Linked DNA regions of Homo sapiens: all the other regions are linked to region 5. Evidence: chromatin contacts called from ENCODE Hi-C or POLR2A ChIA-PET data. All regions are on one chromosome and are shown on one strand. The core of a region is the stretch at or near the end of the contact, and the rest is flanking DNA. Distances in the headings are between cores, read along the strand shown.

Region 1 (3,737 bases), core at 799-3,298, 1.0 Mb after region 5:
TGTGTACACCTGGGTGCTCAGGAGATCCTGACCCTCTGTGTCTTTCCTGCCTGCAGCTGCGTGAGCTGGAGGACAAGTACGCAGAGTGCATGGAGATGCTGCATGAGGCGCAGGAGGAGCTGAAGAACCTCCGGAACAAAACCATGCCCAATACCACGTCTCGGCGCTACCACTCACTGGGCCTGTTTCCCATGGTGAGCTGTGCTTTCTTCCCAGCCAGAGGACAGGAGGGGTTCTGGTGACAGGAGCACAGTGTCTGACATTCTGGCCACTGGAGTTGGGTGTTCACAGTTCGCTTCTCGTTGTACAGTTCAGATCTGAGTCTGAATCAAGGACACTTGAATCTGACTGGTGGTTTCTTAACTACATAAGACAAATTGGTTATTTTCTGTTCCTCTAAATCTGTGGTCTTTTCTACTCCTGCCATTAAAAGATAAATTTAGTAGGAACTTGCTTTAGTGGGAACCTGAGGTATTTGGAAGATCTGACTCATACAGGTTGAGCATCTCTAATCCAGAATGCTTCACAATCCAAAACTTCCTGAGCACTGACATGATGCATTGTAGACATTTAATAGACATTACGTTTAGACGGATAGTTGGACAGATAGACAGATGGCCTAAAGAGCAAACTCAAGAACTCCTGTGTATTCCAGCTCTATTTCCATGGTTTGATGAAATGCTAAATGCTCTCTGAGGAGAGAAGAGCTTTTGAGAGAAACTCCCCCAAGTGAGATAGGAGCGGATGGCTGCGTAAATGCTCGTGAGATTCTGTCCCTTCTGAAATTGGCCTTTTCCTTGGAGCTCTTTCCCTTCAGCCCCCATTGCTGACCCCCAGCAGATACTATCCCCATCCCCCACTCCTTGTTGTCTGGCCCACCTTCCCTAAATCGTGATTTCTTTTCTTCTTTGCTCCCATGCATCAAAGTCAGGAAGTCAGGCTAGAATAGCCACCACCCCCTCTCCGCCTCAAGAAGCTTCACTGAAATCTGAGGGAAACAAAAAGAAAGACATATAACATAGTCAGCTTTCTAGGGCACAGATGGGTGATCCAGTGATTCCAGGAATCTCAGTAAAAGCAGCAAAGAATATTCAGTCCCCCAAGTTCCCTGATCTAGCGCTAACCACACTTGGCTCACACGCTGGCCTGTGTAGCTTTGCAGGCTCCTTACCTGGGTTCCCTCCTTCCTGGCTTGTCATCTTGGTGCAGTGAGCTCCTGGCGCTGTCTTGTTTCCTGGGCACCCAGGATCCACTCCACTGCCTTCCCCACTCTCAAGGGCAGACCTCTCTTTGAAAACTGAACTATTGTGTGAGAAAAGTCGAATTGAAATTTGCATTTCAGTTTCTTTTTGAGGGATTCTCAGCTTTCATATTTGCTGAGGTAAAGTTTTTGTTTGCCTTTTTCTGTAGCTCTTGGCACAGCCCAGTTTTTGAAGATGGCTATTTTTAAAGTGTATTATGCATTAAAGGTATTTAAAGCAGTCTAAAGATTGCATCATGCAGAACGCCCAGATCTGCCTCTTTTGCTCCTAGCCATTCTAATCGCTGAATAAAACAGTGAGTAGCAGTTTTTGCACAACTATGTTCCCAATTCTCTTGCCCAATGGCAGGAGTTCATCTGGGATCCACAGACGAAATTTGGGGGGGGCCTGTGAAATTAGTTCCTAATTGTACTCAATATTTCCTTCCTGTATGAAGGTCACCAGGTCACAGTGATATTAGCACTGCTTGTGACTTTGTCATCATTAGAAATCACAGGTATTTTTATGGCACATTTCTTTTTCTCTTCTTCTTTTTTTTTTTTTTTTGAGACGGAGTCTTGCTCTGTCATCCAGGCTGGAGTGCAGTGGTGCGATCTTGGCTCACTGCAACCTCCCTCTCCTGAGTTCAAGCGATTCTCCTGCCTCAACCTCCCAAGTAGCTGGGACTACAGGCATGTGCCACCACGCCCGGCTAATTTTTTTTTTTTTTTGTATTTTTAGTAGAGATGGGGTTTCACCATGTTGGCCAAGCTGGTCTCGAATTCCTTACCTCAGGTGATCCACCCGTCTCGGCCTCCCAAAGTGCTAGGATTACAGGCATGAGCCGCCGCGCCTGGCCCTATGGCACATTTCAGTTGTTACAGCTGCCTCACAACACCACAGATGCTGATCTCCACTTCAAAATGACAGCAGTAACCAGTCCTGAACTAATTTCTCTCTCCTTTCTCCTCTCTCTCTCTCTCTCTCTTTCTCTTTCTCTCTCTCTCTCTCTCTCACACACACACACACACACACACACACACACACACACGTTGTTATATTGATACATATCTGCCTTCTTTTATAATCATAATTTTATTTGCCTAAAAATATTATTCCAGGAAGGAGTCCACAGACTTGCCTGGATTGCCAGAGGGGAGAGGGTCATGGCCAAAAACAAGTCACAGAGCCTGCATGTGACTTTTTCTCAGTATGGCTTTGAAATTACAGTCATCCCTGAGTATCTGAGGGGGATTGGTTCCAGGACCCCCTGCAGATACCAAATCCTTCAATGCCTAAGTCTCTGATATAAAAGGGCATAGTGTTTGCTTATAACCTATGCATGCCCTTCCACATACAAAAAGATCATCTCTAGATTGCTGGTAATACCTCATACAATGTAAATGCCATGTAAGGAGTTGTTATACTGTACCGATTTTTAAATTTGTATTATTTTTTGTTTTTTTTCCCCCCAAATTTTCTATCTAAGATTAGTTGAATCTGAAGAAGTGGAACCCACAGATACGGAGGGCTGACTGTAGTAATTTGACACTTCATTTTTCTTAAGGTGTATGAAGGTCCTTTCTTCTCTATTTGTAAATTATGTGGTGAATAACAGTATTAAAAAATAAGCTGGCTTAAAAGATGTCAGACTCACCTAGGGAAGTCCTTACTGGACATAACGTTTAATGGCAATCTGTGGGTAATAATTACAAAATAAAATGCATATTTGTGAACAAGGACTGAAAAAAGCCTGCTAGCCCTTTATTCATCTCACTTCCTGCTGACTCCTGTGGAGTCTCCCCGCTTGGTTCCAGCCTCCAGACCGGAGCATCCGCATGGACCATGAAGCTGCTGAGGTGGATGCCCTGGAGTCCCCAGGCGGTATCTGCTGGGAAGCCACTGGCCACATGTGGCTGTGCAAATTTAAATCAATTAAGTTAAAATATAATTACGAATTCAGGTCCTCAGTCACAAGCCACATTTCTTGTGCTCACTAGCCACCCCTGGCTGGTGGTTTCCACATGTACATATGTCCCAGCACAGAGGATGCGTCCATCATCACAGGTTGTTCTGTTGTTTAACATGAATTTAGCCTTTCCCTTCAGGTTATCCTCCATGGATATCCTCCTCTGGTGCTGAACTGGTGCTTTTCTGCACACACTTGGTCCTGTGGGTATCTACCATGTGTAAAGGATTGTGTGTTAGGCTCCACCTCCTACAGTGCTGAGTGATGGGTGGTACAGGAGAGGGGACATCCATCTGGCAGCCTTTAATGTTGAGTCTCAGCTTGAGGCCTGGCCCATTGGTGAAGTGAGAAGCCATCAGTGACTAGCCTTCCCCTGACCCACAAAGCTGGAGAGAGAAACATGTGAGCTGTTGAGAAGAGTGGCAAAGACTTACTGTGTTTGGTGTCTGCTTCAGAAAAAAATGTGAGATTCCTAGTGGAAACAGGAATCCTACATTTCCTGGGCAGGTTGTTTAAAGGTGGGTGGG
Region 2 (3,500 bases), core at 350-2,849, 920 kb after region 5:
CATTGCCTCTTTCTGGCATTCCTTTCCTCCCTCTCCTGTTCTTCTCTCCTCCTTTGCTTTTGCTTGAGCTTTCTCTCACTAGGTTTTTCCTCTTTCTCTCTCCTGTCTTTTATTCTTCCCTCTCCCCTTGCTGTTTTCTCAGATCTCCTGCCAACTGGGTGAGTGTCTAGGGCTACTTTCCTTCTAGACAGCTCTTCTGCACACTCTGCTCACCTTGCAGCTACTCAGGTCCCTGTTCTCCTGGGCTTAGAGCCCTCAAGCTCCAGCGTGCAGGCACGAGGCCCAGAAACCCTGTTGGAATGATCGCACTCCCTCTCTGGAGGTGGCCACCACTCAGAGCATTTAACTCCTCTGTGGAGGAGGAGGTCCCTTGATCCTAGATAGGCTGACTTCTTCTGAGAGTCCACATATCTGTATTTCTTCTTTTCTTTTTTTTTTTTGAGACTGAGTCTAGCTCTGTCATCAGGCTGGAATGCAGTGGCCTGATCTCGGCTCACTGCCCAACCTCTGCCTCCTGGGTTTAAGCGATTCTCCCGCCTCAGCCTCCCGAGTAGCTGGGATTACAGGCACGTGCTGCCACGCCCAGATAATTTTTGTATTTTTAGTAGAGACGGGGTTTCACCATGTTGGCCAAGATGGTCTCGATGTCCTGACCTTGTGATCCGCCCACCTTGGCCTCCCAAAGTGCTGTATTTTTATTGTTTTTAGAGGGAGTTTCACTCTGTCGCCCAGGCTGGAGTGCAGTGCTGCGATCTTGGCTCACTGCAACCTCCACCTCCCGGGTTCAAGCAGTTCTTCCTGCTTCAGCCTCCCAAGTAGCTGGGATTATAGGCGTCCACCATCACGCCCATCTAATTTTTTTTTTTTGTATTTTTAGTAGAAACGGAGTTTCACCATGTTGGCCAGGCTGGTTTTGAACTCCTGACCTCAAGTGATCTGCCCGCCTCGGCCTCCCAAAGTGCTGGGATTATAGGTGTGAGCCACTGCGCCCCGCTGAGATCTGTATTTACATGAGGTTCTCTGAGTGTTAAATGTTGGACACTAATTTAGAGCTATTGCCTTTGCTGTAAAATGTAAGCATTGCCTCAGGCACCTGGCAGGTTTTGTGAAGCTGGCATGTCACCTGAGAATCAGTGCAAATCCCTAGACGGAGGAGTCTCCTCCTAGCCGCTCTCTGCAGGTGAGGATCTAGCCCCAGTCAGGTGGAGAATGGACACAGCTGCTTCTGCAGCTCTGCACCTTCCAGGTGCCAAGCAGGCTCCAGCACACTTTCTTCACTCCCTGGTGGCCCTAACTGAAGCCCACATCCTGGGTAGGAGGGTCCATTCCAAATCTTACGCCTTGGGAAAAACCTAGGAAGGGTTATACCTCTGAAGAGGTAAAGAGTCCTTTTAGGTTATTTTACTTTCAAAGTGATGTCATAAGAATGGTAGGTATTGGATTGACATCTGCTGAGCAATTGAGGGGACATTTACCATCCCATGGGACTTTCCTCTATGCTGGATAAAGACCTAGGGTGATACTGAGGTGGGTTTGAAAAGACCTTGACACTAGATGGCTCCACCTGCCTCATGTTGCAGGCTGGGCATGTGTCTGTCCTGGACAGGCAGGGGATTCACAGACTAGTCCTGCCACCGGCTGCTGCTCTCTCCTTCCCTTGTTCCATCACTCTTCTCACACTTACTGTTGCCTGGCAAAGTAGTAAGGGCTGGGCTGAAGGTAAGGTGGATAATTCAAAGCCTTTTCTCTTGAGGGGCTCACAATTAGTAGGGAAGAGCCACAGAGAATACACTTCTAACATCGTAGTGAAGTCATTTATGTACTGAGAACTGTGGAAGCCAGAGAAGAGAGGTTAAGGGAGGCTTTGCAATAGAGAGTGACATTTGAATGATATTTTAAGATGGAGTTTGCTAGGCAGTGAAGGGCATTCTAGGGAGCTAAAACAGCTGGTCTAAAAACTCAGATTTGTGAAAAAAATGTGTTTGGAAAATGGTGAGAAGTTGGTATGCCTTAAGTGAAGGGAAATTGGAGAAAATAGCAGAGGCTGGGCTTGATAAGAAAGGCTGTTAGGGTGTTGAGTTAGCTGCTTTAACAGAGACCAAAGTAATTGGAACTGTAGCCTCAATAAGGTAGTTGTTTATTTCTTTTACTTTTAAAAGTTCAAGTGGAAGGAGGTCCAGGGTGTTTCAGGCAGCTGAGGTAGCTCTGGTCATTTCCTGGGCATTGCCTTTACTAATTTAGCTAAGCATGGCTCCAGCACCAGGCCAACTCTGCAACTGGACAGACGGAAAGGGCATGACTTGGAAGTTCTGTTACATCCTGTTAACCAGGCATGTGGATACACCTTACTGCAGGGAAAGCTGGGAAACACAGTTTTTAGCTGGTTGGCCGTGGGCCCAGCCACATCTTGGGGGTTGCATGACCAAAAGGAAGAAGTGGCAATTGCATACTGGGAAACACTCAGTAGCCTCTCCTGTAGAAACGTAGAGGCAGAATGATGAAGCACTTTATAGGGAGCTGGGAGGTTTTTAAAGAGCAATAGTATGATTTAAAAAGCTCTTTGAGAGAATGAGATGGGAGGGTCATTTGAGGTCAGGAGTTCGAGACTAGCCTGGTCACCACAGTGAGATTCCATCTCTATTTAAAACAAAAAATAAAAAAATAAATAAATAAAAAGCTCTTTTCCAGAAATGGCACCAGCCACAATGTGGCCGGCCACCATGGGGCATTACAGTAACTGGGCAAGGAGGCGATGCCGAGGGGTAAGCCTCTCCTTATGGTTGAGCCTGGCCTTTTGATGGTTTGACAGGCTGGGGGTTGGTGGGATTTTGGGCTGTTGTTATTGCATATCTACCTGAAGCCATGGACCTTTGGGCTTTGGGATTGGTCAGGAAATTGATGCCCTTCATTTGTGACTTATTTGAGAACACATTTTGACTTGTTTACATTAGCTTGTTACTAATGTGAATTGTAACTGTGGGGAAATGGTGACCACAGAGAGCATAAAGGGTTCCTTTCCTCCATGGTGGGCCGGCAGTGTCCATTCACAGCAGGAGCTTGAATAAGCTCCTGTCCTGTGCAGGTTCCTGACCCTCCGTGGTTCTGCAGACAAGTTAGTAAATTCTTGCCTCTGCTTCCTGTGCTTTTTTTTGTTTTGTTTTGTTTGAGATGGAGTCTCGCTCTGTCACCAGGCTGGAGTGCAGTGGTGTGATCTCAGCTCACTGCAACCTGACCTCCGCCTCCCAGGTTCAAGTGATTCTCCTGCCTTAGCCTCCCAAGTAGCTGGGTTTACAGGCGCATGCCACCACACCCACCTAATTTTTGTATTTTTAGTACAGACGGGGTTTCAACAAGTTGGCCAGGGTGGTCTCGATCTCTTGACCTCGTGTTCCGCCCACCTCAGCCTCCCAAAGTGCTGGGATTATAGGCGTGAGCCACCGCGCCCGGCTACTGCTTCCTGTGCTTTAAAGGGGAAAATTATTCCAACACCTCCCTAATTT
Region 3 (3,804 bases), core at 374-2,873, 890 kb after region 5:
TTTTTTCCCCCAAACTTAACCATCTGCTGAACTACTGTATTTGTGTTTTGTCTCCCAAACTTGCAGTAGACTAAAGTCGCGGAGGGCAAACTCTGTGTCTACTTTGCACACTCCTGAATCCAGTGACTAACGTAGTGCCTGCCTGTGGCCAGCGCTCAGTGAACATTTGTTGGGTGTATCAATTGTGTCAATTTGTGCAGTGAGTACTATTATCCTCTTTGTGTAAGTGAAGAGTCTAAATCTCGAAAGGTTCAGCACCTTGGTGAAACTCCTGAGTGGCAGGAGTTGCATCCAGGTCTGTAGGACCCCAGGGCAAGGGTTCTTTGCTGCCTAAGAATTTAGTCTAGTTGGGGAGACAGATGAGTGAGTAGAAATTGGCTGTACACCGAGGTTAGCACAATGATAAGCACAGCACAGTAGGGCACCAAGGAGGGTGCCAGGCTGAACCTTGGAGGGGAAAGGACAGGAGAAGACCACGAGGGCTTTGTGGAGGAGGCGATGACCCAACCGCATCTACATTTGTCCAAACACATGAATTGATCCTTGGGATTCTAGTGGCATCTGTACCAGTGAAATCCAGGAAGCATCCAGCCTGTTAAAGTGCTTTCACTTTCTTTGAATGTGACAGTGGAGGGTAAAGAAATGGCAGAATGTACCGCTGAAACTTCACAGCTGGGCGTGGTGGCTCACGCCTATGATCCCAGCACTTTGGGAGGCCGAGGCGGGCAGATCACCTGAGGTCAGGAGTTCAAGACCAGCCTGGCCAACATGGTGAAACCCCGTCTCTACTAAAAATATAAAAACTAGCCAGGCATGGTGACGGACGCCTGTAATCTCAGCTACTTGGGAGGCTGAGGCAGAATTGCTTGAACCTAGGAGATGGAGGTTGCAGTGAGCTGACACAGTGCTACTGTACTCTAGCCTTGGCGACAGAGTGAGACTCTCTCAAAAAAACAAAACGAAACAGCAACAACAAAAAACACAACAAAGAAGTGGCAGAATGTAGTGCTGAAACTTCAAACCCTATAGGATGTGGTGACTTGGGGGTTCTTTGTTGGGACCAGAGGAAAGCTGAGAAACAGCTCGGTGCTGTTGTGTTTAGCACTGGCTTGGTAAACAGGAGAGTAAACACAGACACTCTTATGCGTTTAAGGGATGGGCTGTCAGGTGATGGAGAACATGCTCGGATTAAAGTTTTATTAGGCAGTCATTGAAAGGAAGACATTAAATGGAAAAAAGTTCTCCGAGAGACCTAGACTATCCCCAAGAATGCATCTGTGGCCTCCCAGGGCTTTGCCAAGTGCAGTCTCAGGACACTGCTTGGCATTCAGCCCTTGATAAATTCACTCCTCCCCCAGTTCCCAGCAAGCCCTGAGATGAACAGCAGACTTTTTGTTCCACTTTAATTTTTAGGCAAAACCGAATGCCCATCACAAAGCCCCGTTCTCCTTGCTACTCCCCTTCCCCCAACCTAGAGGTATCACATTTTTGGGTGCGTCATTTTCTGTTTGGGGTGGCTTAACAAGATGAGCTGATAGGGTTCCCAGGCTGCCTGGAGTTACATAACCCATTGTGCTTCCAGGACAGCTCACAATCTTAGGATTTGCCCTAACAAGCAAACTCAGAAAACTGCTGAGGAAGGCACGGGAGGGTGGCTGTGCGAGGTACTGCCGGGGCTGAGCTCTCATGGAGGCTCTCTCTGTTCTCTGAAGTGCCTTTGGAGTTTATGTCTGCACATGGCATTGGTTTTTCAATTCGGGCAGCCCGTCAGGGCTCAGCCTCTGCCAGGACTCTGCCACGGCAAGCTCATTCGGACAAACGCCTGTGGTAAGTTTGTTTGCCAGGTCTGTCTGCTGTCTGTTTTCTTTGTGGTGTGGTCGGAAAGGAGAAAAGACCACAGGAGAAGCTGTCTCTCTCTTGCTCCGTGCTGCTTGGGAGGTTGTTCATGGTCATGTGGTAGAGAAATTGCCATGTTGAATGATAGGCAGAGCAAAGGGACTTCAGAGACACAACTACTGCCCTCACCACCCCCCCATCTCCCGTTCCCAGGTCCCCTTGTCCCCTTGCCCAGGCTCAGTAGGTGCAAGTGACACTTGCAGGGCATGAGCACAGGGCTGAGTTGAGCCCAGACCCCCTGCACTGCCACTCCCTTTCCCTTCACAGTTCTCTGCAGTGGGTGGACAGGGTTTCTAAGGCCTCCTCCGCCTCTCCAGCTCTGATTTCTCTAATCCTATGTCTTGTCTTTATCCTGATTTCTTAGATGCTAACCTGGTATCTTGGGTCAGCAAGGAGTTTTTCAGAAGGTGAAGGACAGAGTTAGACTGTCTCCCTCCCTCTCTCCCGTTTCCCTCTCTTCCACCCTCCCTTTCTTTTTTGTCCTTTACTAAATGCTTGGGCCTGGGACTCGGATCCACACCCCAGTGATGGAGGGCTTGCTAATCAGATCTGCTGTGGCTTGTGTCTCTTGCTGTGGGGCTGACACCTCTCACTTCCTCTAAGCTGGTCAGAGTCCAGTGGTTGATGACCCATCTGGTTTCTGTCCTGTCTACACGCTGCTTCCTGAGAGCTGTCTGGGCCAGAAAACAGTTAATTCCTGAGAGAAGTGAGCTCCTGTTCCATTCCAGTCAGTTTTAGGCTTTAAAACATGTAAATCTTATTGAATAAGCCTAAAGACACTTCAAACATGCATCTTACTGAGGCAATCGTACTTATTTTTGTGTGTTGAAGCAGCGTGCACCCAGGGCCAGGTTTTTACTGGGGTTTATGTTAATTCCTGGGGTCAGAGAGAGGACTGGTCCTGCCCTCAGAGCACAGAGGTGGGCCAGGGTGTAAAGGAGAAGCTGTAAACCGAGTGAGAATTGCCTAGGAAAAATCTGCTAACAGGAGTAGCCCTGCCTGGGAGGACTCTTCATCAAAGGGCCATGGCTTAGAATTTGTTCCTTTTATTTTGTTGTGTTGTGTTGTGTTGTGTTGTGTTGTGTTATGTTATGTTATGTTATGTTATGTTATGTTATGTTATGTTATGTTATGTTATGTTATTTCGTGACTCACTGTATTGCCCAGGCTGGTTTTGAATTCCTGGGCTCAAGTGATCCCCCTGCCTCGGCCTCCCAAAGTGCTGGGATTACAGGCGTGAGCCACCATGCCTGACCCAGGATCTTTTCCTTTTCTATCACTGATTTAAGCCATAAAACTTGATGTCTTATCCTCTGAAAACATGCTCAAATAAAACATTATGGAATTCTTACACATCTTATTAATTAAATTTAAGGCCTTGTCAATTTCTCTCTAGTATAATTTTTATTTGTGTTTTCTATTGAAAATTTATAATCTAAATGGGTCTTTTATTTGGCTATATTAATGAAACAGAAAAGAATGGACAGTGAAATATATATCCCTTTTACAACAGAGTGAGAAAATGTAAATTACAATGTAGGGAATAACACATATTTTCTAAATGTGTAATTTAGAAGTTTTTTTTTTTCTCCTTCTCTTAGTGGAATCTCCTTTATTTCACAGTTGATTTGTTTTTGCAGATGGAATGCAGAAAGGGGCCCTGTTATGCTAATTTCTAGAGAGAGCATTTGATCTTTGCAAAACCACAGAAACATTCACCTCTGCCTTTTAAATATGCTATAAATGATTTGGGGGCCACCAGCTAATCTTCCTACCCTTCAGTTCCCTTATGACTAGGTGAGTAGGTAGAATATTTATCACAAGGTTTTTGACATAAATTGTGAAATTTATTTAAAATGTCATTTGTAAGTTTTTTTCCATGTGATTTTGGGGCCATAGTTCTCAAGT
Region 4 (3,816 bases), core at 1,007-3,506, 580 kb before region 5:
GGACCTAAACCTTCCAGCCCTGGCAGCTTGTCTTCAGAGTGTTCTCTGCCTAAGTCCACTGCGAGGCTCACCCATGTTCAGCTGTGGTGGGGACAGAGCACACAGGTGTTTAGTGCCACAGCAGAGGTTCAACATCTCAATTCAGTGCATGCCTGCTGAGCACTGTGCCACGTGGAGCCTCTGAGGCTTTGCCTCTCAGGCATTGGGGAATTCAGGCAGTGGCATAGGCATGGACACACATGGCACATTTAGGGACAGCAAGTGTTCGCTGAATCAAGTGTGGCTGGCCACAGGGAGGGATGGTTGGGGTAAGAGTATTGGGAAGATGAGGCTGGTCAAGAAAATTGGGGGCAGTTTGTAAAGAGTCAAGTGTGGGGCTGAGGAGTTTAGACTTTATCCTGAGGGTAGTTGATGAAAGTTTTAATCAGGGAGGGACAAGTTCAGGGTGGCACACTCATTTTTTGAGATTTCTTCTTGTGTCAGCTACCCCATAAACCACTGATTCCTGGCTGTCCTGAGAACCTCTGGACTTTCACTCTGGCTTCCTAACCTCTTTTATGACCGGATCTTCCCAGGAGCCACTTATGCTAGCGGCTTTTGGTCATATCCTACCTTGTCAAATAGAGAACCTAGGCCCATTTCTTTTCCCATGGAGTTTTTGGGAGTCAGAAAGACCTGAATTCTAATTCCAAGGCTACCAATTTCTGGCTGTGTAACTTCAATATATACATCCATATGTATATCCATATGTATACATCTATATATACACACACACACACATATATATATCCAATATATACATCCATATATATATAGTTTATATATATATATATATAAACTTTTATTTTAGGTTCAGAGGTACACATGCAGGTTTGTTATATTGATAAACTGTGTCATGGGGGTTTGTTGTACAGATTATTTTGTCACCCAGGTACTAAGCCCAGCACTCAGTAGTTATTTTTGCTGATCCTCTCCCTCCTTCCACCATCCACTCTCAAGTAGGTCCCAGTGTCTGTTGTTCCTGTCTTTGTGTCCATGAGTTCTCATCATTTAGCTCCCACTTATAAGTGTGAACATGTAGTATTTGACTTTCTGTTCCTGTGTTAGTTTGCTAAGGATAATGGCCCCCAGCTCCATTCATGTTCCTGCAAAAGACATGATCTCATTCGTTTTAATGACTGCATAGTATTCCATGATATATACATACCACATTTTCTTTATCCAGTCTGTCGTTGACGGACATTTAGGTTGATTCCATCTCTTTGCTATTGTGAATAATGCTGTAATGAACATTCACGTGCATGTGTCTTTATGGTAGAATGATTTCTATTCCTCTGCATATATACCCAGAAATGGAATTGCTGGGTTGAATGGTAGTTCTATTTTTAGCTCTTTGAGGAATTGCCACACTGCTTTCCATCAATGGTTGAACTAATTTACACTCCCACCAACAGTGTATAAATGTGTCCTTTTCTCCACCACCTCACCAGCATCTGTTATTTTTTGACTTTTTAATAATAGCCATTCTGATTCTACAGTGATGGTATCTCACTGTAGTTTTGATTTGCATTTCTTTAGTGAACAGTGACATTGAGCTTTTAAAAATATGCTTGTTGGCTGCATGCATGTCTTCTTTTGAAAAGTGTCTGTTCATGTCCTTTGCCCACTTTTTAATGGGGTTGTTTGTTTTTTGCTAGTAAATCTGTTTAGGTTTCTCATAGATGCTGGATATTAGACCTTTGTCAGATGCATAGTTTGCAAATATTGTCTCCTATTCTGTAGTCAACCAATATTTTTAATCCCTCTGAGTCTTTTTTTCTCATCTGTAAAAAATTCATGTCTTTGATGATTAAGTAAAATAATTCTTAGGCGTAGATCAAAGATTTTATCCTCCTCAACAGATACTAATTTCACTAATACTTTAAAAATACTCACAATGTGGGAGATACCAGGATCATTAACACACATTTTCTGTTTTCTGGCAGCCCAACACCTCATGGGAAGGTCTGGCTTGTAGTTTAACTGATGGTGTATAGTAGGTGCTCAGTTGCCTGTTTGGTCCTTTCTCTCTTCTTGATCACCCCTTTCCTCTCTGGCTCCCACATATGGTTCAAAACCTGAACACACACATTGGCCTGCTCCTCTTCTGGCTCACAAGAGAAATGAATTGGCTGGCAGGAGACCAGTATCCACCTGATGAAGCAATAAACCATGTGGCATGTAGATATTGGCTATAAATAGCTTCCCTTCATTATCTCCTCACTCAAAGCCCTTGCCTTTGAGTACCACGTCATCCCTTGGTGCTGACACACCCAAACCAAAGCCAGTCTCCCTAGCAACTGAACCACAGTCAGTGGTGGTCTGACCACACCCTCTCATGGTTGGCAACCATGCACAGTTCCTCATTTTATTTCTGCTGCAGGACAGGTTGGCTACTGGCTGATCTTTGGAACTAGAAACATCATTTTGCTCCTTAAATGATTAAAAAAGGCACACATGGGGCTTCTTTGTGTTAGTTCTTTTGTATCTCCATATCCTGTCCCTGCATGGATTATTTTGGTGCATGCTGCAGACTTGTTTTTGGAACTTGAATCCTGAGCAAGTGAGAAGACTTACTGGATGCTGTTCAAGGCTCTGCATGACAAACCTTGCACAAATACAAGGTATGATTGCCACTGACAGGGAGGATCATGAGCTAGCTGGGATGTAGGGAAAGATCAGGTGGCAAAGGTGTTTCAGGTGCAGGTGTATCTTGCCCAGGGTGCCCACCTCAGCAAGTGATAACAAAGGCTAGAGTTACAGTGCTAGGCCCTGGACTTAGACTGGGGAGACAAGGACAGGATGATCACAACAGACATTCCTGTTTAAAAAGGGGAGGAAAAAGAGAGACATAATAGTCACTGGTCCATAGTAATTCTGAAATCTCACAATAAAGAAAAAGAGATGGGGAGAGAGAAAGTCTCATTTCTTTAAACAGGAGGGTGGTGAATATGTATAGAAAAGGGGAAAAATGATTACATTTTATCTTCCTGAATCTTCTGGGCAGACCCAACTTGCCAGCTAAGGTGATGTCATCGTTGTGGCATCACAACACTTCTAACAGTGTCCCAATCTGGCAGGAGCTGTCATTGAAAGCAATCACTGGGGTTTGGCAAAGTGAGGTAGGTGGGGGCTCTACCCTCAGCAGTGACCAGCAGGTTGAAAATGGTTTGACCCAGGCATTCCTAGGAAAACCGGTAAAATAAAATTAAATGTGCATGTTTTGGTTCTGTGTGGTACATGGATGTCAATAAAGTGATTATTTCATACCATATTTATCTGACATTGGCTGGTGCTTGTGGGTTGGTACAAGTGACTACTCCCAGGGAGAGCAGTAAAAAGGCATAAACAGCATTATGGAAAAGGGAGAAAGGACAAGAAGGCACACAGGAAAGGGGCCCACTGGGATATGGGGGATAGGGATAGGAATCTCTGATTCTCCATAAGAGCTCAAGGGGTGTATGTGTGTGTTTGTCTGTGTGTGTGTTTTGTGGGTGTCTGTATGCGTATGGGTCTCTGCAGGTATATGTGCCTGCGTGTGTGTGTGTGTGAAAGCATCAAGAAATAGCAAAAAGAGAAGTTCTGTTGTTGAAGGAGACATTCCAGAGTGAAGTCATGGATGAGGCCTGTGTGGGGAAGGTGGGAGGCAGGACATAGGGTCTAGGCAGGCTAAGGGAGCAATGCAAAGAGAAGGAAGTGAGGTGGGCCTGTGAGATAAAATAGGGGTTTTTTTTTTCCAAGAGAAAAAAGTAAGCCAGGGACAACTACAGTCTAATT
Region 5 (3,984 bases), core at 1,185-3,684:
GAAGGAAAAGACATAAAACAGATAACCAACTGTTTTTATGAAATGTATTGTCCAAGGTCAATTCAAAAAAATTATTTAACAAAATTACTTATTTTACCAAACTCATGTATCTTGATAATGTATTTTTCTTTGATTTAATGATAGTGTTTGTCTTCATTTCACAGAAGTTATTCATCTCTTATTTTTGGTGAGACAACTAGAACAATTTCTGCTTTATGAAACATGCAAATAAAAATTAGGAGCAATGTTAAATTTAACTAACTTGGTTTAATGCTAGTCAACCAGTAATTCTTCAGTACACTTAATATGATGGGAAAAACAGCATGCTGCATTGTTGCAAATTTTACATTTTCTTTAATAAAATGTATTTGTTTACGGTGTCAGTAGGGATTAAAAATCATAATTCTAAATTTAAAGTATTTAAATTATAGAAAAATGATTCCATTATTTTGGTAATGGAACAGAGAAATACAAATATAGAAACGTTTTTATCCTTTAGATCTTCTAATGGTGCAGATATTTCTTAACCAATTTCAAGAGTGCCTTATTCAAAAACAAAAAACCTGCACATAGAAAAAGCAAACATGTTTTTTTAAAAAAAGCCCTGTAAAAGTGGTTAATCTGTCGTCTGATTTTCAATGTATGACTTTAATCAATTGCATATTCCTTAATTCTGCAAATGACAATTAAAATTAGGAATCAGTACCTGAAAACGCCATTTATACTTTTGAGTTTATATTAGAAACACGGTTTTGATGAAATACCTTTTTCGGTTCAATCTTTTTGAATTGTGACCACAACCAATAGCTACACTTAGATTCTACAGAATTAGTAGGAAAGATACAAATGAGAAGGTCTTTCTAGACAATGGATCTCACTGAACATCATCTTAGTGTGTAGACTTTTTCCACTGCAGTGGCCCACATGTGCTATGGTGACAGACGGCAGTTGGCATTACCACTTATATAGTAAAATATCTTTAAGACAAAAATAAAAGTTATTTAAAGAATACGCTGGCCCTGAAACATGAGCTGTGCCTTAAACTACATATCCTACCTCCATGAGTGAATGAATAAGTGGGTTTTCCGCCTGCATCTATGTGTTAAGACCTATTGTTTGCTTGTATTAATTGTAGTCCTGGGATAAAAGCACAGAGGTAACTTTCACTGCTGCTTTTTGTACTCTCTCCAATGTTTTGGAGGAAAAATAAGCACAAACAATAGCCTAGAGAAACTGAATCGATCATACTTGTTGCAGCTTCGACAAACGTCAATTTTGCTGCATTAGAATGGGAAACATTTTTCAGTCTATTGAAATGAATTACAAACGTTTTTAAATAGAAAATTAGTTAAAAAATTGGAGGCTGCTTAATCGATAGCTTTCTCTATAAACATACTTGGATTTCACAAATAAGTAATACCGTAAAAATCTTCTTCTCCAAAGAAAAATCCCCACAAATAAATCTATTGATACCTAGTGACAAGTGGAACCAGATAAAAATGGAATCTATAAGAATTAACCTAATTGACAGCGCTCTGGAGCTAATCCATTTCCATTAGTTATTTGTTCACAGTAGGTACTCCTAAGGACTTGTTGAATTGCGGGCTTGGCGCCCGTTCTACGGAGAGTTCACAGCCTTCGTGAGTGGGGACAGAAGGCGGCTCGGCCCGGTGATTCAGGTCGAAATTCAAGCTGAACAGCCTGCTGAGAGGTGGGATCCACCATCCGGACAGTGGGGGGCTTTGGGGGTGCTGTGAGACTGGGCTGCGACCCAGGTCCAGCAGGGAGTGTGCGGCACAGACCACAAGGTCGGCGAGGCCCCCTAACCCGCGCCCGGCCGGGAACCCGCAGACCAGCGACGGGGCAGCTGCGGGGCCAGGAGCGCCCCAAGACGGGCGGGCGCTGAACCCGAGCCCCTGCCGCCGCCCTGGCCCCGAACTTCCGCCCTCCCAGGACCTGTCCCGGCCGCCCCGAGCGGTACTCGAAGGCCGGGGCCGAGATGCCACCTTCCGCAGGCCGCGGGAAAGGCGCGCCGAGTCCTGCAGCTGCTCTCCCGGTTCGGGAAACGCGCGGGGCGGGGGCGTCGGGCTTGGGACAGGGGAGGATACCAGGGCCACCTTCCCCAACCCAGGCCGCGGGGGCCCGGCCTCCCCGATGCAGACCACAGCGCCCTCACGGGCTGCCCTCAGGCCGCGCAGCGGGCAGCCGCCAGCCGTCACCCCGGGGAGCGTCCGTGGGGTGCCCAGGCACCCCACCCCGGCCCGGGGCGCTCAGACGGCAGCAGACTGCTGGGCGGCGCGGGGACTACTTTCCACCGCCCCCTCGCGCCCCGCCCCTTGTCCTCGCGCGGCGGAACGCTCCGCGCTGCGCCGGTGGCGGCAGGATACAGCGGCTTCTGCGCGACTTATAAGAGCTCCTTGTGCGGCGCCATTTTAAGCCTCTCGGTCTGTGGCAGCAGCGTTGGCCCGGCCCCGGGAGCGGAGAGCGAGGGGAGGCGGAGACGGAGGAAGGTCTGAGGAGCAGCTTCAGTCCCCGCCGAGCCGCCACCGCAGGTCGAGGACGGTCGGACTCCCGCGGCGGGAGGAGCCTGTTCCCCTGAGGTGCTTGGGCGCTCCTTTCCTTATCCTTCCGGGGCTGCTCCCGCTTCCTCTCGGAGCCAAACTTCGTAGCAGGCGCGCGGTCCGGGCGGCGGGCTGGGCGCAGCCGGGAGGCCTGGGGTTGGGAGCGGGGAGCTCAGGTGGGGGACGGTGAGGGTGGGCCGCGCCCGGGGCGCGGAGGGCGGCGGCCGGGCCCGGGTTCCGGTCGCGCTGCCTCTCTGGGGCCCTGGGGGCATCGCTTGCGGGGAGGGGGCGCCGCGGGGGCGCGTACAGGAGCCCGGATGGCAGGCGGGGTGGGGGTGGGGGTGGGGGTCTGTGGTTTCCGTCCGGGGCTCTGGCCTTGGCCGAGTTTGGGGGAGGGACCCGGTGCCTCGGGATGCGCCGGGCCCTGGGTGGGGGGCGGGGTGGGGACGGGGGGCTCCGCCTTCTCAGCTCTTGCGGCGAGTTGGGGTTCGGGCGCTGAGGCAGAGACGCCACCCTAAGTCCCATCAGTCCTGGGGATCGGACCAGTGGACTTTCTCTTAAGATTTCCTCTTTCATTCTTAAGAATAGAAGTGTTATTATTTTTTTTAATGCCCTGGCTATGTGAGTTTGAATCGAAGCAACTTTAAACCTTAGAGCAACTAAACTCTAAGTGCAGCGGGTGCGATGCGTCAGTAGGGTGAGCACATAAAAAATCCATGTCTTGCACCTGTATTTTAGCGTACTATGCAGGTGAGTGAAAGCAGTGGATAATGTACTGGGAGTCTTATGGATTTATGGTAGTGGGTATGAGACCCTGGTGAAATAAGGGGGTGGAGGAAGGCGAAGGTGATGGCTTACTGTTTCTTACCAAGTGAACTGCAGGATTCAGCCTCTGACTCAGACCGCTTCGAGAATTTTGTTCGTAGAAATAATTTAAATTTATTCAAATAGTTTGATGGCAGCTAAAATTGAATTATAGAGCACGTTTTCTTTTCAGCGGAGTGAATTTTTCCTTCGCTCCAAAGCTGGCCAAATGGAATTCAAGCATTGCAACTTCTTTCAGTGTTTTGTCTGGAGAGAGGACTTTGAACCGAGACTTTTCGAAGTTAAGTTCCTATAGCCTGCTTCTGAATCTGCCAAGCTTGAAAGCTTTGGCAGTTGGGTGTATGTAGTTGTTGCCTTCGTTCTCTTCCCTTTTGGAGGGAGCGTTGTCTCCTACTTTGTATCTTCCAGACATCTGTGGTCTTCCCCCCACCCCTCGAGTTTGTGAGTGGTGAATGAAGAAAGACTAGGCTGCTGGTATGCAGAGGTCGGCAAAAGGAAATCGAGGAGTGGTTTTAGTGAAATGAGAGCTTTGTATCATGAATAATGGTGGCTTAGGCTAGACATCAACTTGAAGAGACGGCAGCATTTCCTTTCATAA
Region 6 (3,571 bases), core at 145-2,644, 830 kb after region 5:
CAGGCTGGAGTGCAGTGGCACAGTCTTGGCTCACTGCAGCCTCCGTCTCCCGGGTTCAAGCAATTCTCCTGCCTCAGCCTCCCGAGTATCTGGGGATTACAGGCGCCTGCCACCACGCCTGGCTAATTTTTATATTTTTAGTAGGGATGGGGTTTCGCCATGTTGGCCAGGCTGGTCTCGAATTCCTGACCTCAGGTGATTCGCCCTCCTTGGCCCCCCAAAGTGCTGGGATTACAGGCGTGAGCCACCGTGACCGGCTACTCCTGAGATTTCTAAGTGGAGATGTTTAGGGCAGTGGGACGTCTGGGCCTGACACTTCGAAGAGGGATAGGAGTTTGAGGCAAGGGTTTGGGGACCATTCCTGTGTAGTGATATCCATGTGTAGGAGAACTCACAGAGGAGTAGTGACTAGAGATTGGGAGAAGACCAGAATTGCTGGGGGAGGGAGTGTTCTTTTGGTGAAGGGTAGGGTTCACAGGGTTACTCTGCTGTGAGAGGCCAAGTGAGATAGAAGCTAAAATATCTTTTGGGTTTGTTTATACATAGTAGGTATGCAGATATTTCTAGTTGTATCATTTGGTTCTTTGTTTTTCAGAAGAGATGCTGGCTTAGCCTTGTAAACATCGCAGTTGCATAAAAGTATTTATGATAGTCCTTAAAATGCTGTAATTATCTTTGAAGTTTTATAATTTTGCAGTGTTTAACTTATGGCAGCAATAGCATTGGTATTTTAAATCAAAACAGAACACTGTCAAGGGTTACATAACTTATTCATGATATTAACAAGATATAAAGCACCATGTTTTTGTGTGTAACTGTTTAACAGTAGATGAAGTTAATGATTGCCCACTTTCAGCTAATCATATGATTGCTATTGAAATAAGTACTTGCTAGACAGGGATAGAATCTAGTAATTTGTTAGCTTCAGTACTTCATGCTTGCATACACACCCATGCTATTGTGTTACCAAGCCTGAGTTTTGAAATGTGGCGTTCTTTGTCTTTTTCTGGTGAATAAACCCCATACGTCTTACCATAGCCATTTGACTCTTCCTGGCTGTCAGGATGTGTTGCCCTGGACTGAGAGTGAGAGATCCCAGATTTTTCAGCTTCTCTTCCAATTGCTAGGGATACCACATCAGTGCCAACGTGAGTCTCCTCTTGTCACTTTCTGCTAGGCTTCCCCTTAGAAGCTGAAATTCTTTCCCTTCCTGATGCTAAGTTGCAGTTTCTTAAAATGCTAGAGAGCTTTTAAAAGCATACCGTGATGGGAATTAGTTTCAAAAGATTATACCAGAGGGGGTTAAAACTTGCCAACCTTGTAAAAACCTAACTTCTTTGTTTACGTCCTCCCTGCCCCGCTTTCTGCTGTGCTTGGTTTCCTCCTAGCAATATGCCTTGGTCAGGGGGAGAGTCTTCCTGTCAGACATAACTTCCCAGACCAGCACTCCTGGAGGGGCCTGTACCTCAGACCCTGGCAACGAGGCACGCTGGGGCACGCTGGCCTTTCGTTGTGGTGTAGAAAATTTTTCATTTGGAATTCCATTTTAAAAATAAGTATAGGGTTATTTATATCTTCTTACATTAATTTTGATAAGTTGTGTATTTTAAGGGCTTTATCCACTTTATCTAAGCTACTGAATTAATTGGCACAATTATTACTCTTTCAATGTCCATAAGACCTGTAGTGATGTCCCCATATTTTATTTCTGGTATTTGCCTTTCATGTTAAGAATGTGTCTGTTCAAAGGGAGAGGGGAAGGAGAAAAGAAGAATGTGTCTGTTCAAAGGACTGCTGGATCAGGGTAACTTAGCTCAAGAAAATGAGAAGGGGTGGTTTCTGGAAGGGGAGAATGAAAGCCGTGGAGGAAATAAAGCATGAATGTGGGGGAGGGCGGGGGCGGGGACTGCTTCTCTTGCTGGCTGCCTTCTCTCTCTGGAGAATCTGCTGGAGAAGGAGCAGTCACGTGGGTGGTGAGCTCATTAGGCTGGGGACACCAGCTGTGCTATTATTAGGGCTTTTAAAGTCCGTGGCAGATGTTCTTAGGCGGTGTTCCAGCCTTGTTCACTTCCCACATATGGCATGATACTGTACACAGAAAAAAGAGGGACTCTTTAACAAATAGCTTTTCCATGAAATGCATCACTATTTTTTTCCCATGAACTTTTTTCTTTTCTTTCTTCCTCTGTCTCTGTTTCTTTGTTTCTCTCTCTGCTGTTTGTTCTTTCTTCTTTCTCCGTTTATCTTTCTCCCTCTGTCTCTTTCTTGCTTTCCTCTATTTTTCTGTATTCTCATTCTCCCTGTCTCTCCCTCCATCCCTCCTTTCTATACTTCCTTCTTTTGTCCTTTGAGGCCCTTTTTATTTAATCCTTTGTGAAACTAGAAGAGGACTCAGAGGCACATGAAGAAAGTTTGTCTATTTTAGATTAAAAGTGAGCCTTAGCATTTCATAGAAAGTATAAGAAATGTGGGTAAGTCTCAGGGTGATCATATACTAGAGAATTTTTTTGACAAGAGCCTGTTTTGAATTGCGTGGTTAGCTTGCTGCCTCTTCACTCCTCTGGCACAGTGGTAGTTTTTGTACAGGATCGCTTTTACCTCAATGGACTGATAAGCTAGCCAGGGCACCGATTATTTTTACATACCAATTTGTGTGTTGTTTGTTTGGCTAATCACCTCTTCTGCAGCTGTTATCCTGGATCTCAGTGATCAAAGAGATCAGTGATCTCTTTTTTTTTTTTTTTTTTGAGACAGAGTCTCACTCTGTTGCCCAGGCTAGAGTGCAGTGGCATGATCTCAGCTCACTGCAACCTCTGCCTCCCAGGTTCAAGTGATTCTCCTGCCTCAGCCTCCCGAGTAGCTGAGACTACAGGCACGTGCCACCACGCCTGGCTAATTTTTGTATTTTTAGTAGAGATGGAATTTCACCATGTTGGCCAGGCTGGTCTTGAACTCCCGACCTCAGGTGATCTGCCTGCCTCGGCCTCCCAAAGTGCTGGGATTACAGGCGTGAGCCACTGCGCCTGGCCAGTGATCAACTTTTGTCAGTAAGCTTCCATGTGTAGACCCTCCTTCTCCCCTCATATTTATAGTAACCCATGTCTTAGCTTGGAGTTATAGGGTATAATCAATATCAAATTTACTTAAATAACTGCTCTGGTAGACTGACTTTCTACAGGAAATGGGCTCTTATGTGAATGTAACCTCAATGTATACTCTTTAATAAAATCTCAGAATGATGCAAGCTTCATTATAGTTGTTTCCTACTGTTTATTTCAAATTTGATATTTTGATATATTTACACTAATTTTATAGCTAAGCACAAAATTAATTACCCCATCATTTTTATTTCAAAAATAATGAGATAATATGTGCATACATTAGTGGCATATCTTACTCTAATAATGGCCACAACTGTCAGAAGTACATTTTCAGAAAAGCTTTTTGGCCGGGCGTGGTGGCTCACGCCTGTAATCCCAGCACTTTGGGAGGCCGAGACGGGCGGATCACGAGGTCAGGAGATCGAGACCATCTTGGCTAACATAGTGAAACCCCGTCTCTACTAAAAATA

What was found. A loop is a pair of places that touch in the nucleus more often than their neighbours do. ChIA-PET counts read pairs that join two places held with the same protein, here RNA polymerase II (POLR2A). Pooled maps may share reads with other maps.
Region 1: a loop to region 5 is called in a pooled map, with 5 times the contacts of the local background. The contact joins the enhancer-like site here to the promoter of CTNNB1 in region 5. A Hi-C loop is called at or near these places in 2 of 37 single-sample maps with no recorded cell type and 4 of 50 pooled maps. POLR2A ChIA-PET finds 5 or more read pairs at or near these places in 1 of 52 experiments (GM10248).
Region 2: a pooled map shows a loop between it and region 5 (2.7-fold over the local background). The contact joins the enhancer-like site here to the promoter of CTNNB1 in region 5. A Hi-C loop is called at or near these places in 1 of 50 pooled maps. POLR2A ChIA-PET finds 5 or more read pairs at or near these places in 5 of 52 experiments (AG04449, BJ, OCI-LY7 and 2 more).
Region 3: a map of PC-9 shows a loop between it and region 5 (4-fold over the local background). The contact joins the promoter of TRAK1 here to the promoter of CTNNB1 in region 5. A Hi-C loop is called at or near these places in 2 of 168 maps with a recorded cell type or tissue (GM12878 and PC-9), 3 of 37 single-sample maps with no recorded cell type and 12 of 50 pooled maps. POLR2A ChIA-PET finds 5 or more read pairs at or near these places in 4 of 52 experiments (AG04449, BJ, GM12878 and 1 more).
Region 4: a map of B cell shows a loop between it and region 5 (12-fold over the local background). The contact joins the enhancer-like site here to the promoter of CTNNB1 in region 5. A Hi-C loop is called at or near these places in 1 of 168 maps with a recorded cell type or tissue (B cell) and 5 of 50 pooled maps. POLR2A ChIA-PET finds 5 or more read pairs at or near these places in 1 of 52 experiments (activated B cell).
Region 6: a pooled map shows a loop between it and region 5 (2.6-fold over the local background). The contact joins the enhancer-like site here to the promoter of CTNNB1 in region 5. A Hi-C loop is called at or near these places in 5 of 168 maps with a recorded cell type or tissue (B cell, CD4-positive, alpha-beta memory T cell, CD8-positive, alpha-beta T cell and 2 more), 6 of 37 single-sample maps with no recorded cell type and 16 of 50 pooled maps. POLR2A ChIA-PET finds 5 or more read pairs at or near these places in 5 of 52 experiments (CD4-positive, alpha-beta memory T cell, GM10248, OCI-LY7 and 2 more).

Annotation. Positions count from the first base shown.
Region 1 is chr3:42,194,748-42,198,484 of GRCh38, forward strand. TRAK1 (trafficking kinesin protein 1) reads left to right here. Exons shown (of 16, transcript NM_001042646.3): 10 at 57-194. Among named protein-coding and RNA genes, the nearest start is that of CCK, 70 kb to the right of the region's middle. RefSeq lists enhancers at 116-275, 1,201-1,310, 1,391-1,520. Within about 2 kb of position 2,049, at least 3 of the 41 ENCODE cell types and tissues checked have a DNase peak (open chromatin) inside an H3K27ac peak, as active enhancers do.
Region 2 is chr3:42,117,397-42,120,896 of GRCh38, forward strand. The region is part of intron 1 of TRAK1 (trafficking kinesin protein 1); the gene reads left to right. Among named protein-coding and RNA genes, the nearest start is that of TRAK1, 28 kb to the left of the region's middle. RefSeq lists an enhancer at 1,716-1,805. Within about 2 kb of position 1,600, at least 19 of the 41 ENCODE cell types and tissues checked have a DNase peak (open chromatin) inside an H3K27ac peak, as active enhancers do; they include OCI-LY7 and endothelial cell of umbilical vein, where a contact is called at or near this core.
Region 3 is chr3:42,089,734-42,093,537 of GRCh38, forward strand. It overlaps TRAK1 (trafficking kinesin protein 1), which reads left to right and starts at 1,624. Exons shown (of 16, transcript NM_001042646.3): 1 at 1,624-1,827. The coding sequence starts at 1,737.
Region 4 is chr3:40,621,480-40,625,295 of GRCh38, forward strand. No RefSeq gene overlaps it. Among named protein-coding and RNA genes, the nearest start is that of ZNF621, 98 kb to the left of the region's middle. Within about 2 kb of position 2,257, at least 3 of the 41 ENCODE cell types and tissues checked have a DNase peak (open chromatin) inside an H3K27ac peak, as active enhancers do; they include B cell, where a contact is called at or near this core.
Region 5 is chr3:41,197,071-41,201,054 of GRCh38, forward strand. It overlaps CTNNB1 (catenin beta 1), which reads left to right and starts at 2,435. Exons shown (of 15, transcript NM_001904.4): 1 at 2,435-2,600. RefSeq lists silencers at 1,836-2,295, 2,726-2,845 and enhancers at 2,138-3,084, 2,426-2,485, 3,196-3,305.
Region 6 is chr3:42,023,796-42,027,366 of GRCh38, forward strand. It overlaps a transcript of TRAK1 not described here. Among named protein-coding and RNA genes, the nearest start is that of ULK4, 63 kb to the left of the region's middle. RefSeq lists an enhancer at 543-1,461. Within about 2 kb of position 1,395, at least 30 of the 41 ENCODE cell types and tissues checked have a DNase peak (open chromatin) inside an H3K27ac peak, as active enhancers do; they include B cell, OCI-LY7 and heart right ventricle, where a contact is called at or near this core.